Regions from separate parts of the Homo sapiens genome. Here region 1 is linked to region 2. Evidence: chromatin loops called from intact Hi-C (ENCODE). Cell type or tissue: MCF 10A. All regions are shown on one strand. Each heading gives the region's core, and the rest is flanking DNA. Links, peaks and the distances in the headings are about the cores only. Region 1 overlaps PRKCI (protein kinase C iota). Region 2 has its middle 7.2 kb from the start of PHC3.

What was found. Hi-C counts contacts between places; a loop is a spot of excess contacts. Peaks named below come from ENCODE experiments on the same cell type or tissue, not always from the same donor. Only the 100,000 strongest peaks of a DNase experiment are listed, where the experiment ranks them.
Region 1: it touches region 2 in a loop (2.4-fold over the local background); 6 of 110 quality-filtered maps call a loop at or near these places.

The regions. Positions count from the first base shown.
Region 1 is chr3:170,255,841-170,262,479 of GRCh38, reverse strand. PRKCI (protein kinase C iota) reads right to left here. Exons shown (of 18, transcript NM_002740.6): 3 at 2,422-2,511. Among named protein-coding and RNA genes, the nearest start is that of PRKCI, 37 kb to the right of the region's middle. In MCF 10A, for the core only: no CTCF peak of the experiment used is centred there; a DNase peak (open chromatin) is centred at 3,839.
Region 2 is chr3:170,185,636-170,192,274 of GRCh38, reverse strand. No RefSeq gene overlaps it. Among named protein-coding and RNA genes, the nearest start is that of PHC3, 7.2 kb to the right of the region's middle. In MCF 10A, for the core only: a CTCF peak has its summit at 2,982 (motif pointing left); a DNase peak (open chromatin) is centred at 2,954.

The sequences.
Region 1 (6,639 bases), core at 861-5,860, 70 kb before region 2:
AAACAAAACAAAAAAACCAATGCATCAGAAGCTCAAATGACTAATTCCAGTCCCTGTTACATCATGAATTATTTTCTTATCCTTAAAGAAATCATTAACTAATATCGCCTTAAATCCTTGGTATAGTAGGACAAGTTTGTCACAATGAAGGATGAAAATTAAATTACAAAAATGTATACAAATATGGAACATAAAATATTGGTTTTTAAAAGATGTATACTAAACTTAGGAATAAATTAACACCAGAAACAGTACCAAAATCAAAAATGTAAATTTACATTAGAAACTTTAAATGTATATACTAATTAAAACCATTTTTATAACAAGGTAGAATATAAAGCAACAATGTATTTATGAATATCTAGTCAGCTATTCTTAGTCTGTGATGTACTAAAGGACACAGTTTAATAAAGAGCACAGACTATAGGAAGCACAGTTCCTAATGCATATTTTTAAAAGCTGAAACGTAAGCTAGCTTCTGAAAACATCTGTGATGTAGTATTAAAAGGCAATAAGACTTAAAACTGACTGTTTAATACCATTCATCAATCACTTCTTTATGCATTCATTGTAATTTTATTCTGGAAAGAGATGACAAAAAAAATAGACTCTTAAAGCTCTTTTAGAATCTCAACAAAGTACATTATGGATCCCTTGTGAGTCACTATGTCAAATTCTGGAGGTAGAAAAAAATCAGGTCAGGCGTAGTGGCTGACGCCTGTAATCCCAGAACTTTGGGAGGCCAAGGCAGGCAGATCACCTGAGGTCAGGAGTTCGAGACCAGCCTGGCCAACATGGTGAAACCCCATCTCTACTAAAAATACAAAAATTAGCTGGGCATGGTGGTAGGCGCCTGTAATCCCAAGTACTTTGGAGGCTGAGGCATGAGAATCACTTGAACACAGGAGGCCAAGGTTGCAGTGAGTTGAGACTGTGCCACTGCCCTCTAGCCTGGGCAACAGAGTGAAACTGTGTCTCAAATAAAATATAAAATCAAACCACTGTTTTTTTTTTTTTTTTAAAAAAAAAACACTGTAAAGGAAAATACAAAGAAATAATAATAAGGCACTGAAATGATTCATTATACTTAAGGAAAGATTTACATTCGTTTCACTTTTTTAGAAGATTCCTAAGTCTGGTCTCATAGCTCTCAAAAATGTTCAACGAAATACTGTCAATATATTGCAATTAAATGCAGTATATTAAGAGGTTCTTGGCTGGGCATGGTGGTTCACACCTCTAATCCCAGCACTTTGGGAGGCCCAGGTGGTAGGACTCTTTGAGCACAGGAGTTTGAGACCAGCCTGGGCATCATAGTGATATCCGATCTATACAAAAAAAAAAAAAAAAAATTAGCCAGTCATAGTGGTGCGGCAGTGCCTGTGGTCTCAGTTACTCAGGAGGCTGAGGTGGGAGGATCGCTTGAACCTGGGAAGTCAAGGCTGCAGTGAGCTATGACTGCACCAATGCACTCCAGCCTGGGCAACAGAGCGAGAGAAACTGCCTCAAAAAAACAAACAAAAAAAAAGTTTTACATGACTTTTGATGGTTAGCATAGTTGAATGAAACACAAATTTGGAATCAGAATTCCTAGATTCACAATCCAGGTCTACAACGTGCCAGTTACAATGATAACTGAGTTTAGGTTACTTCTTCTATGCCACTTCCTACATCTCAAGGTTGCTGAGGTATAAACATATTAATGTCTCTAAAGCATCATGTAAATGGGCCTGGTGCAGTGGCTCATGCCTGTAATCTCAGTGCTTTGGGAGACCAAGGCAGGCGGATCTCTTGAGGCCAGGAGTTCGAGACCAGCCTGGCCAACATGGTGAAACCCTGTCTCTACTACAAATATAAAAATTAGCCAGCCATGGTGGTGCACACCTGTAATCCCAGCTACTTGGGAGGCTGAGATGCTTGAACCCAGGAGGCAGAGGTTGCAGTGGGCCGAGATCATACCACTGTACTCCAACCTGGGTGACAGAGTGAGACTGTCTCAAAAATAAAGGAATCATGTAAATAGTTTCACTATTAACCTTTAAGCAAAAGAAAGGATATTTAAGATACCTTACCTTTGGAGGTCATTATTTGTATACATAACAAAATTTCAAGTAGATGACTTAGATTCCCCAGGCTCTCAATTTTTAAGTTCTATCATAAATTTGCTGTGATACACTGAGATATCACATTTTAATATCCAACAAGACATACAGAGACCACAAAATTCCCCAGACTATAAGCAGCAGATTAATTTTACCTTCTGTAGCACGTGAGAAACTACTAAATAACGACAATTACTTAGGCATGAGTCACAGAGATTGAGAAAATGACATTAAGATTATGTTTCAAAATGGTGAAGAATAAAGAGTGATTTCAAAGAAATTATCAGTCTGGACGAGTATGAAATGACTACTCTCTTACCATGAATCAAGAGTTCAGAATCCTTGTTTAGCTCATAAAGTCTAAAGGCTTCTTCTAACTCCAACTGAGATGATACTGTACACGGGTCTCCTAAAAAACACAAAAGTAAAGTAAAGGTCACTTTAAAACCCCTAAATGTGATGATTACTAAACAAATTTCATAATGTAAATTTTTAGAAAAAATAATCTCATATTTATAAACAAATATATGACAAGGACAAATATTTATTTACTTATTATTATTATTATTTGGAGACAGAGTTTTGCTCTTGCCACCCAGGCTGGAGTGCAGTGGCATGATCCTGGCTCACTGCAACCTCTGCCTCCCAGGTTCAAGCGATTCTCCTGCCTCAGCTTCCCGAGTAGCTGGGATTACAGGTGTGTGCCACCACACCCAGCTAATTTTTGTATTAGTAGAGACAGGGTTTCACCATGTTGTCCAGGCTGGTCTTGAACTCCTGACCTCAGGTGATCCGCCTGCCTCGGCCTCCCAAAGTGCTGGGATTATAGGCGTGAAGCACCGTGCCTGGCCTAAGGACAAATATTTAGATATTTATTTAGACAATTCAATTTTCTGAAGTAGGTAACATATAACTTCCATTTCTATTTGCATAAAAATACCACATGAGGTTCACAGACACCAATGTATATAGATATAAAATTTTGTTCTTTGGTTTTCTTTTTTGGTGAGACAGGGTCTCACTCTGTCACTCAAGGCTGAATGCAGTGACATGATCACGGCTCACTACAGCCTCGACCTCCTGGGCTCAAGCAATCCTCCCGCCTGGGCCTCCCAAAGTGCTGGAATTATGGGCATGAGCCACCACACCTGGCCATTTTGTTCTTAACATTGTATATATCCCAAATACAGCAAACAGAATCTATTCCTGACCACATTTTTTTTCTTTTTTTTTGAGATGGAGTTTGGCTCTTGTTGCCCAGGCTGGAGTGCAATGGTGTTATCTTGGCCCACTGCAACCTCCGCCTCCTGGGTTCAAGCGATTCTCCTGCCTCAGCCTTCCAAATAGCTGGGACTACAGAAGTGCACCACCATGCCTGGCTACTGACCACAGTTTAAATTGTCACTGCTATGTGTCTAATGGGAAAGTCTAAAGAGGAGGCTTTCTGTTACCTGTTTCTTTAAAAGAGGAAGTGAAAGTAGTTCCATTGCCACAATACGATTAGTTAGAAGTCTCCATGTAATCATTTTATCAAATTTTTCCTTTCACATGACAGAGCCTCCTCAAAGGAGTCACAGAAATGAAAAGCTACAAAAGTACTGAAGAACAGTTGCACTTGAGCTGCTGTGAAATATAAATGAACAGTTTTAGTAACAGACACACAGAAGTGATGGAAAAAACACCTCCCTTACCCAACTAGCCAGACAACTGAGTCATCCCTGGCGATCAATGAGGTGGCACATCTGCCTGGACTATGGCATTCCTCAGTGAAAAAGTCATTCAGGCCAGGTGTGGTGGCCTGTAATCCCAACAGTTTGCGAGGCCGAGGCAGGCGGGTTGAGGTCAGGAGTTCGAGACCAGCCTGGCCAACATGATGAAAGCCCATCTCCACTAAAAATACAAAAATTAGCCAGGCACAGTGGTGTGTGCCTGCAGTCCCAGCTACTCGGGAGGCTAAGGCAGAAGAATCGCTTGAACCTAGGAAGCAGAGGGTGTAGTGAGTCAAGATTGTGCTACTGAACTCCACCCTGGGCAACAAAGCAAGACTGTCTCAAAAAAAAAAGAAGTCATTTAAAGCCTAGTTTGGACCTGAGCGAGTGAAAGTGAGTCCTTCACTCTGCCATTGATTTGCTAATTCCCATAGTTACTACACACTAGATGCCACCAACCCTATCCAAACCTCAATCACCAGCATACAGCTTGGTCTGCTAATTGAGAAAGAAAAACAAAGTCATTTTTTCCTGGCTACTCAAAGAAAAGAGTGCCTCTCCTTTTTTTTCTCCCACTTGACCACTGCATCCCTACTTCCTTTTATCTTCTCTGAGCTCCTCTGTTCCATTTTTTTCTTTCCTTCTATTTCCTAGCTCTTCTCAGGCAAAGGCGTTTCTGAGTCTCCCTCTCAAAAACCTCTTTCAGGCCAGGTGCAGTGGCTCACACCTGGAATCCCGGCACTTTGGGAGGCCAAGGTGGGTGGATCGCCTGAGGTCAGGAGTTTGAGACCAGCCTGGCCAACATGGTGAAACCCCGTCTCTACGAAAACACAAAAATTAGCTGGGCGTGGTGGCACGTGCCTGTTGTCCCAGCTACTCAGGAGGCTAAGGCAGGCGAATCGCTTGAACCTGGGAGGCGGAGGTTGCAGCGAACCGAGATCACACCATTGCACTCCAGCCTGGGCAACAAGAGCGAGACTTTGTCTCAAAAAAAAAAAAAAAAAAATTCTCTTTCCCATTCAGATTGACACTCCATTCATTCAGTAGCCACAAATCTCAAGAGTAAAACTAGAGACTAAAACTGGAGGAAACAGGTGAGAAGATGAGAAAGGAAAAGGGGCAGGGTTTTTTTTCACTTCATACTTCTCTTTAATATTTTAAAAATCATAAGTTTGTAATCTTTTATAATGAAACAACTTTTTTTCACATAGTGATCATATCCTTTCTCCATGTTCTTACCTTCCACACATTTCTCAAAATGCTGCTGCCAGGTTTTAGCCCAAACACTCCACCAAAACTGCGGTTGCAAAGGTCATGAAACCAGCTGCTGAAACCTATGACATCTTTTCAGTCCTTATTCTAGGTGATCTCTCTTGCAGTCCCTGACAAAGTTGCCCACTATTAAGAAATCCTGTGTCTCGGTTTCTAAAACACTATTCTCTAGGTTCACCACCTGTTCTTTTTAACTGTTTAATCTGGAAAATTTGAAACATATTTCAAAATGTTGTTTTCCCCTATATACCCACCCACTTATTCTCTACCATGGCAGCATTCTAAGAAAATCTCTATAACTCTAGATAAAAACTCCTTAGTATAATCCAAATATTGTTACTAACCTACAAAAACTAACAAGTATCTTCTCTGACCACAATGGAACAAAACTAGAAATCAGTAACAAGATGGACTTTGGGAACTACAAAAACACATGAAAGTTAACAATATGCCCCTTATTAAGCAGGGGGTCAATACAAAATTAAGAAAAAAATTGAAAAATTTCTTGAAAAAAATGAAAATAGAAACACAACTACTACCAAAACCAATGGGATACAGTGAAAGCAGTACTAAGAGGTGAGTTTATAGCAAGCAATAAGTGCCCACATCAAAAAAAGGAGAAAGGCGCTAAATGAACAAACTAATGATGCATCTTAAAGAACAAGAAAAGCGAGAGCAAACCAAACACAAAATTAGTAGAAGAAAAGAAGTAATAAAGATCGGGGCAGAAATGAATGAAATTGAAACAAAACACACAAAAGATCAACAAAATGTAAACTTGATTTTTTTGAAAAGACAAATAGTATCAACAAACCTTTAACCGGACTAAAAATAAAAGATACAAGACCCAAAGAAATCAAATCACAGATGAAAAAGGAGACAATACAACTAATACTGCAGAAACTCAAAGGATCATTAGAGGCTACGATGAGCAACTATATGCCAACAAATCAGAAAGCCTAGAAGAAATGGATAAATTCCTAGACACATACAACCTACCAAGATTGAACCATGAAGAAATCCAAAGCCTGACTAGAGTACTAACAAGTAATGAGATCGAAGCCATAATAAAAAGTCTCTCAGCAAAGAAAAGCCCAGGATCCAATGGCTTCAGTGCCATTTAAAGAAAAACTAATACCAATCCTACTCAAAATATTCCAAAATATGGAGGAGGAGGGAATAGTTTCAAACTCATTCTAAGACCCAGTAATACTCATCAGTATTACTAAAACCAGACAAATATGTCAAAAAGAGAGAAAACTACAGGTCAATATCTCTGATGAACATTGATGCAAAAATCCTCAACAAAACACTAGCAAACTGAATTCAACAACACATTAAAAAGATCATTCATCATGACCAACTGGAATTTGTTCCAGGGATGCAAGGATGGTTCAACACATGCAAATCAATCAACGTGATATATCACATGATAGAACAGAATAAAACATGATACAACAGAATAAAGGACAAAAATCATACTATCATTTCAATTGATGCTAAAAAAAGCATTTGGTAAAATTCAACATCCCTTCATGACAAAAATCCAAAAAAAA
Region 2 (6,639 bases), core at 638-5,637:
AGATGACTTGAGCTCAGGAGTTCAAGAGCAGCCTGGGCAGCATGGTGAAGCCCCATCTGTACAAAAAATACAAAAATTAGCCATGTGTGGTGGGATGCACTGAAGTGGGAGGGTCACCTGAGCCCAGGGAGGTTGAGGTTGCAGTGAGCCATGATCGTGCCATTCCACTCCAGCCTGGGCAAGAGAGTGAGACCCTGCCTTAAAAAAAAATTCTTAATGGGCCGGGCTTGGTGGCCCATGCCTGTAATCCCAGCACTTTGGGAGGCCGAGGTGGGTGGATCACAAGGTCAGGAGATCGAGAACATCCTGGCTAATACGGTGAAACCCCGTCTCTACTAAAAATACAAATATTAGCTGGGTGTGGTGGCGGGTGCCTGTAGTCCCAGTTACTGGGGAGGCTGAGGCAGGAGAATGGCGTGAACCCAGGAGGTGGAGCTTGCAGTGAGCCGAGATGGTGCCACTGCACTCCAGCCTGGGTGACAAAGCAAGACTCCCTCTCAAAAAAAAATTCTTGCTGGGCGTGGTGGCTCACGCCTGTAATCCCAACACTTTGGGAGGCTGAGGTGGGTGGATCATGAGGTCAGGAGTTCGAGACCAGTCTGGTCAACATAGTGAAATCCCGCCTCTACTAAAAATACAAAATTAGCAGGGCATGGTGGTGCATGCCTGTAATCCCAGCTACTTTTGAGGCTGAGGCAAGATAATCACATGAACCCAGGAGGCAGAGGTTGCAGTGAGCCGAGATCGTGCCACTGTACTCCAGCCTGGGCGACAGAGCGAGACTCTGTCTAAAATAATAATAATAATAATAATAATTCTTGGCTGACTGTTACTCAGTTTAAGGAGGCTGAAGATAGGATCCCAATCCCTTCTGGCTTGTAAGGTTTCTGCTGAGGCCCTTGAATAATTCTACAATTACAACAATAAGAGGTCTTTAGAATGCTTATTCTGGGCTGGGTGTAGGGGCTCATGTTTGTAATGCCAGCACTTTTGGAGGCCAAAAAACCGAGTTAACAAAAAAAAAGATTTGACATGACACTGATATAAAGCTTTATATTTTTAATATTTATTTACTTATTTTTGAGATAGTAGGGTCTTGCTCTTTCGTCCGGGCTTGAGTGCAATGGCACGATCATGGCTCCCTACAACCTTGAATTTCTGGGTTTGAATGATCCTCCCACCTCAGCCTTCTGAGTAGCTGGGACTACTGTGAGCCACCTCACCTGGCCAAAAATTTTTATTTTACTTATTTATTTTTGAGACAGAATCTCGCACTGTCATCCGGCTGGAGTGCAATGGCATGATCTTGGCTCACTGCAACCTTTGCCTCCCGGGTTCACGCGATTCTCCTGCCTCAGCCTCCTGAGTAGCTGGGATTACAGGCGCACACCACCACACCCGGCTAATTTTTTGTATTTTTAGTAGAGATGGGGTTTCACTCTGTTGGCCAGACTGGTCTCGAACTCCTGATCTCGTGATCCACCCGCCTCGACCTGCCAAAGTGCTGGGATTACAGGCATGAGCCACTGTGCCTGGCCAAAATTTTTATTTTAATACATTAGAAGTATACAAGCAAAAATCTATTCTCAGTTACAGAAGCCCAATATTTTAAAATATAGCATATGCAAATTAAAGAAATGTATAATGCTAACTTTCAAAACTAGGGATTGCCTCATAATTAAAGAATATGTCCTTTGGAAATAGGATAGAAGGATTATTTTGCTTTAGTTTAGCATAATAATATGTGGCAAAACAACAAAAAGTGAACAATAACAGCTACACTTATTGAGCATTTTTAATGTTCTATTTATATACATTATTTCATTTTTTGTTTAATTTCACAATAACTTTGTGGTAAATATTATTCTCATTTTTTAGATTAGCAAAGTGGGGATTAGAGAGGTTAAGGAGTTTCATTCATTCAATGCATAATTTTTGAGCGCTTAATGTTTTAAGAACTAGGAATATCACAGTGAGCAAAATGTGGAGCTTACAACCTGGAGGTTGGTGGGAATAGTAAATAAATAAACAAGTAAGTATGTACATAATGTCTGTTGCATTGAAGTGCTATGAAGAAAAGTTAGTGGGATAAGGGAAGAAAAGTGATGAGAGGGCCATATTAGGTTGGGTGGTCAAGGAGCGCTCTCTGAGGAGATGTCTGAACAGAGGTCTGGATGGAATAAGGAAGTGAGGTCAGTGTGAAAGGCATCCCTGGCTGGGGAAGTAGCAAGTGCTAAGGGGGGAAATAAGGAGGCCAGTGAGGCTGCAGCCAACAGAGCAAGGGAAAATCACTCAGGGCCATATTGGTGGGACAGGAAGCCACTGGGGGATTTGAGAGAACAGTGACACTCTGGTTTACATTTCTTCCTTAAGGTACTGTATGCAGAATAGACTGTAGAGGAACAAGAACAGAGGCCAGGTGACCTGTCAGAAGCCTATTGCTGTGGTCCAGGAAAAAATCTGTGTCTTGACTTAGGCTGATAATGGTGGAGGTGACAAGAAATGTCAGATTTGATACGTGTTTTGAGGAATTCATGCATGTTCACAGTGGTGTGGCCAGAGATGCGGTTATACTTTGAAGATGGAGCTGATAGGATTGTAAGAGGTCACAGAGCTGGTGCATGGTAGAGCCAGGATTCAAGTCTTAGTTTGTCTGATTCGAAAGCCCTGCTTTACAACAGTGCTTCTAAGCTGCCACAATGCTAAGCAGAAACTAAGCATAAAAGCAGAATGGAAATGAGAGTGTACAGCATCCTCAAGTGTTTATTGAGCATCTGCACACTTGTAGTGAGGCCTTGTGGCACTAAGCAAAAAATTCTGGAATGGGAGGATGGGAGGTCAGAGTTTAGATTCTGCTTTTGCCATGAATTCTTCCTCAGTATGGGTCACATCAATTCGAAAGTCCCTTCCAACTTTAATGCTCTGTTTCCACTCTTCAGCACCGAGGGAGATACAGCCAACTGTGTACAGTGCCACCCACTGGTATATAAGGGAAAGTAAGACTGGTAAGCATGTGATTTTTTTTTTTTTTTGAGACAGTTTTGCACTTGTTGCCCAAGCTGGAGTGCAATGGACCGATCTCGGCTCACTGCAACCTCTGCCCCCCAGGTTCAAGTGATTCTTCTGCCTCAGCCTCCCTAGTAATCCTAGTAGATGAGATTACAGGCACGCATCACCACGCCCGGCTAATTTTTTGTATTTTTAGTAGAGACAGGGTTTCACCATGTTGGCAAGGCTGGTCTCGAACTCCTGACCTCAGGTAATCTGCCCATGTCGGCCTCCCAAACTGCTGGGAATTACAGGAGTGAGCCACTGCGCCTCGCCAAGCATATGATTAACATAATGATCTATTGCAAAAGTAGGTGAGAGGTAGCAAGGCTAGGGAATATGTTTTCAGTTTCAATAAAATTTGCTTTATGGCCAGGTGCAGTGGCTCATGCCTGTAATCCCAGCACTTTGGGAGGCTGAGGCAGGCAGGCAGATCACCTGAGGTCAGGAGCTCAAGATCAGCCTGGCCAACATAGTGAAACCCTATCTCTACTGAAAGCACAAAAAATTAGCCAGGTGTGGTGGTGTGAGCCTGTAACCCTAGCTACTCGGGAGGCTGAGGCACAAGAATTGCCTGAATCCGGGAGGCAGAGGTTTCAGTGAGCCAAGATCACATCGCTGCACTCCAGCCTGTGTGACAGAGCGACACTCTGTCTCAAAAAAAAAAAAAAAAAAGAAAGAAAAAGGAAAAAAAATTGGTTTAGTAAAAGTATTTGGAGTCGGGCGTGGTGGCTCACGCCTGCAATTCCAGCATTGTGGGAGGCTGAGGCAGGTAGACGGCTTGAGGTCAGGAGTTTGAGACCAGCATGGCCAATATGGTGAAACCCCATCTCTACTACAAATACAAAAAAATAGCCAGGTGTGGTAGCATGCACCTGTAATCCCAGCTACTCGGGAGGCTGAGGCACAAGAATTGCTTGAACCTGGGAGGTGGAGCTTGCAGTGAGCCAAGGCCGAGATCCAGATTCGGCCACTGCACTCTAGCCTGGGTGACAGAGTGAGAATCTGTCCCCCCCCAAAAAAAGTATTTGATTTTAGAGTATTAAAGAGAAAGCAAGTCTATCTATATGCCATTCAAATTTACAGGCTATACTGAAATTTTGTCTTATTCAACCAAACATTCAAGTCTTCATTCTCTCAACAAGCATTTAAAACTGATTATTATGCATATTCAATCATAGTTATTGAGAAAATCTAGATGAAAGAGGACCTCGATAAAAAGTTAAAAAAAAAAAAGGTGCATGGTGGTCAGTGCCTGTAGTTCCAGCTGTTCAGGAGGCTGAAGCAGGAAGATCACTTGAGCCCCAGGAATTCAAGGCTACAATGAGCTATGTTCATACCTGTGAGAAGCCACTGCACTCCAGCCAGCCTGGGCAGCATAGCAAGATTGTCTCTAAAAAAAATTAAATGAAAAAAAGAAAAAGAGGACTTTTTAAGACTTTACATTAGACTTTTTTAGACTTTACAACAATCTTGTGAGGTATTATCATCCCCTTTTTTCTTTACATTATAAAATAAAACTTGGGCTGGGCATGGTGGCTCACGCCTGTAATCCCAGTACTTTGGGAGGCCAAGGTGGATGGATCACCTGAGGTCAGGAGTTCGAGACCAGACTGACTGACAAGGTGAAACCCCATCTCTACTAAAAATACAAAAATTAGCTGGGCATGGTGGCAGGCACCTGTAGTCCCAGCTTACTCGGGGGGCTGAGACAGGAGAATTGCTTGACCCCAGGAGGCAGAAGTTGCAGTAAGCTGAGATTGTGACACCACTCTAGCCTAAGCAACAGAGTGAGACTCTGTCTCAAAAAAAAAAAAACAAAAAACCACAAAAAACAGAAAAACCCCAAGAAACTTGAAGCAATTAAATTACTTGCTCAACGTGGCTCATTTGGTAAAGGAGTGAGCTCAGCGTTAAAATCTAAGTCTGTTGGACTTTTTGTCTCATCACATTAGATCCTATGAGAGCAATCGTGGTCCAACTGAGGCATCGACAGTATGTGTGCTCTATTAAGTACTCTGAAAGAACCCAGTGTAGGGTGGTCAATGATGTAGAATAGTCAGCAAACTTTTTCTGTAAAAGGCTGGATAGAGCCACATGCGGTGGCTTATGCCTGTAATCTTAGCACTTTGGGAGGCCAAGGTATGCAGATCACCTGAGGTCAGGAGTTTGAGTTCAAGACCAGCCTGGCCAACATGGTGAAGCCCCATCTCTACAAAAGATACAAAAGTTAGCCAGGTGTGGTGGCTCACACCTGTAGTCCCAGCTACTTGGGAAGCTGAGGCAGGAGAATCGCTTGAACCCAGCAGGCGGAGGTTGCGGTGAGCTGAGATCGTGCCACTGCACTCCAGCCTGGGCAACAGAGTGAGACTTGGTCTCAAAAAAAAAAAAAAAAAAAAAAGGCCTGGCACGGTGGTTCACGCCTGTAATCCCAGCACTTTGGGAGGCCGAGGCGGGTGGATCACAGTGTCGGGAGATCGAGACCATTCTGGCTAACACGGTGAAACCCCGTCTCTACTAAAAATACAGAAAAATTAGCCAGGCATGGTGGCAGGCATCTGTAGTCCCAGCTACTGGGGAGGCTGAGGCGGGAGAATGGTGTGAACCCTAGAGGCGGAGCATGCAGTGAGCCGAGATCGCGCCACTGCACTCCAGCCTGGGCGACGGAGCAAGACTCTGTCTCAAAAAAAAAAAAAAAAATGCTGGATAGTAAATATGTTACACTTTGCGGACAATCATGGTGTCTGTCACAGCTATTCAACTCTGCCCTTGTAGCATAAAAGCAGCCACAGATAATACATAAAGAAATTAGTGTGGCTGTGTTCTAATAATATTTTATTTATGGACACTGAAATACCTAAATTTCACATATCACAACATATGATTCTTTTGATTTTTTTTCAATTATTAGAAAATGTAAAAATCCATTCTTAGCTTGCAGGCCATACAAAAACAAGTTACAGTCTAGATTTAGTCTGTGGGCTGTTGTTTGGCAACCTCTGATCAAGAGACCAGACCAGTGCTGTCCAGTAGAACTATTTGTGATGATGGAAATGTTCTACATCTGTACTGTCCAATATGGTAGCCACTAGCCGTGTGTGCCTATTGAGCACCTGAAATGTGACTGTGCCACTAAGGAACTAAAAGTTCAATTTAGCCCTCCCTTTTCTTCCCCTAACCTTTATCATTTCTTTTTTTTTTTTTTCAGACGGAGTCTTGCTCTGTTGCCCAGGCTGGAGTGCAGTGGTGCGATCTCAGCTCACTGCAACCTCTGCCTCCCGGGTTCACGCCATTCTCCTGCCTCAGCCTCCCGAGTAGCTGGGACTACAGGCGCCCGCCACCACGCCCGGCTAATTTTTTGTATTTTTAGTAGAGACGGGGTTTCACCATGTTAGCCAGGATGGTCTCAATCTCCTGACCTCATGATCCGCCTGCCTCGGCCTCCCAAAGTGCTGGGATTACAGGCGTGAGCCACCGCGCCTGGCCCACCCTTATCATTTCTATAAGGATTAATGCACAGTTTCCCAACTGATCCTCTCCCCAGTTACACTTTCCCCCAGTCCATCCTTCACAAAGCTAGAGGGATTTTTC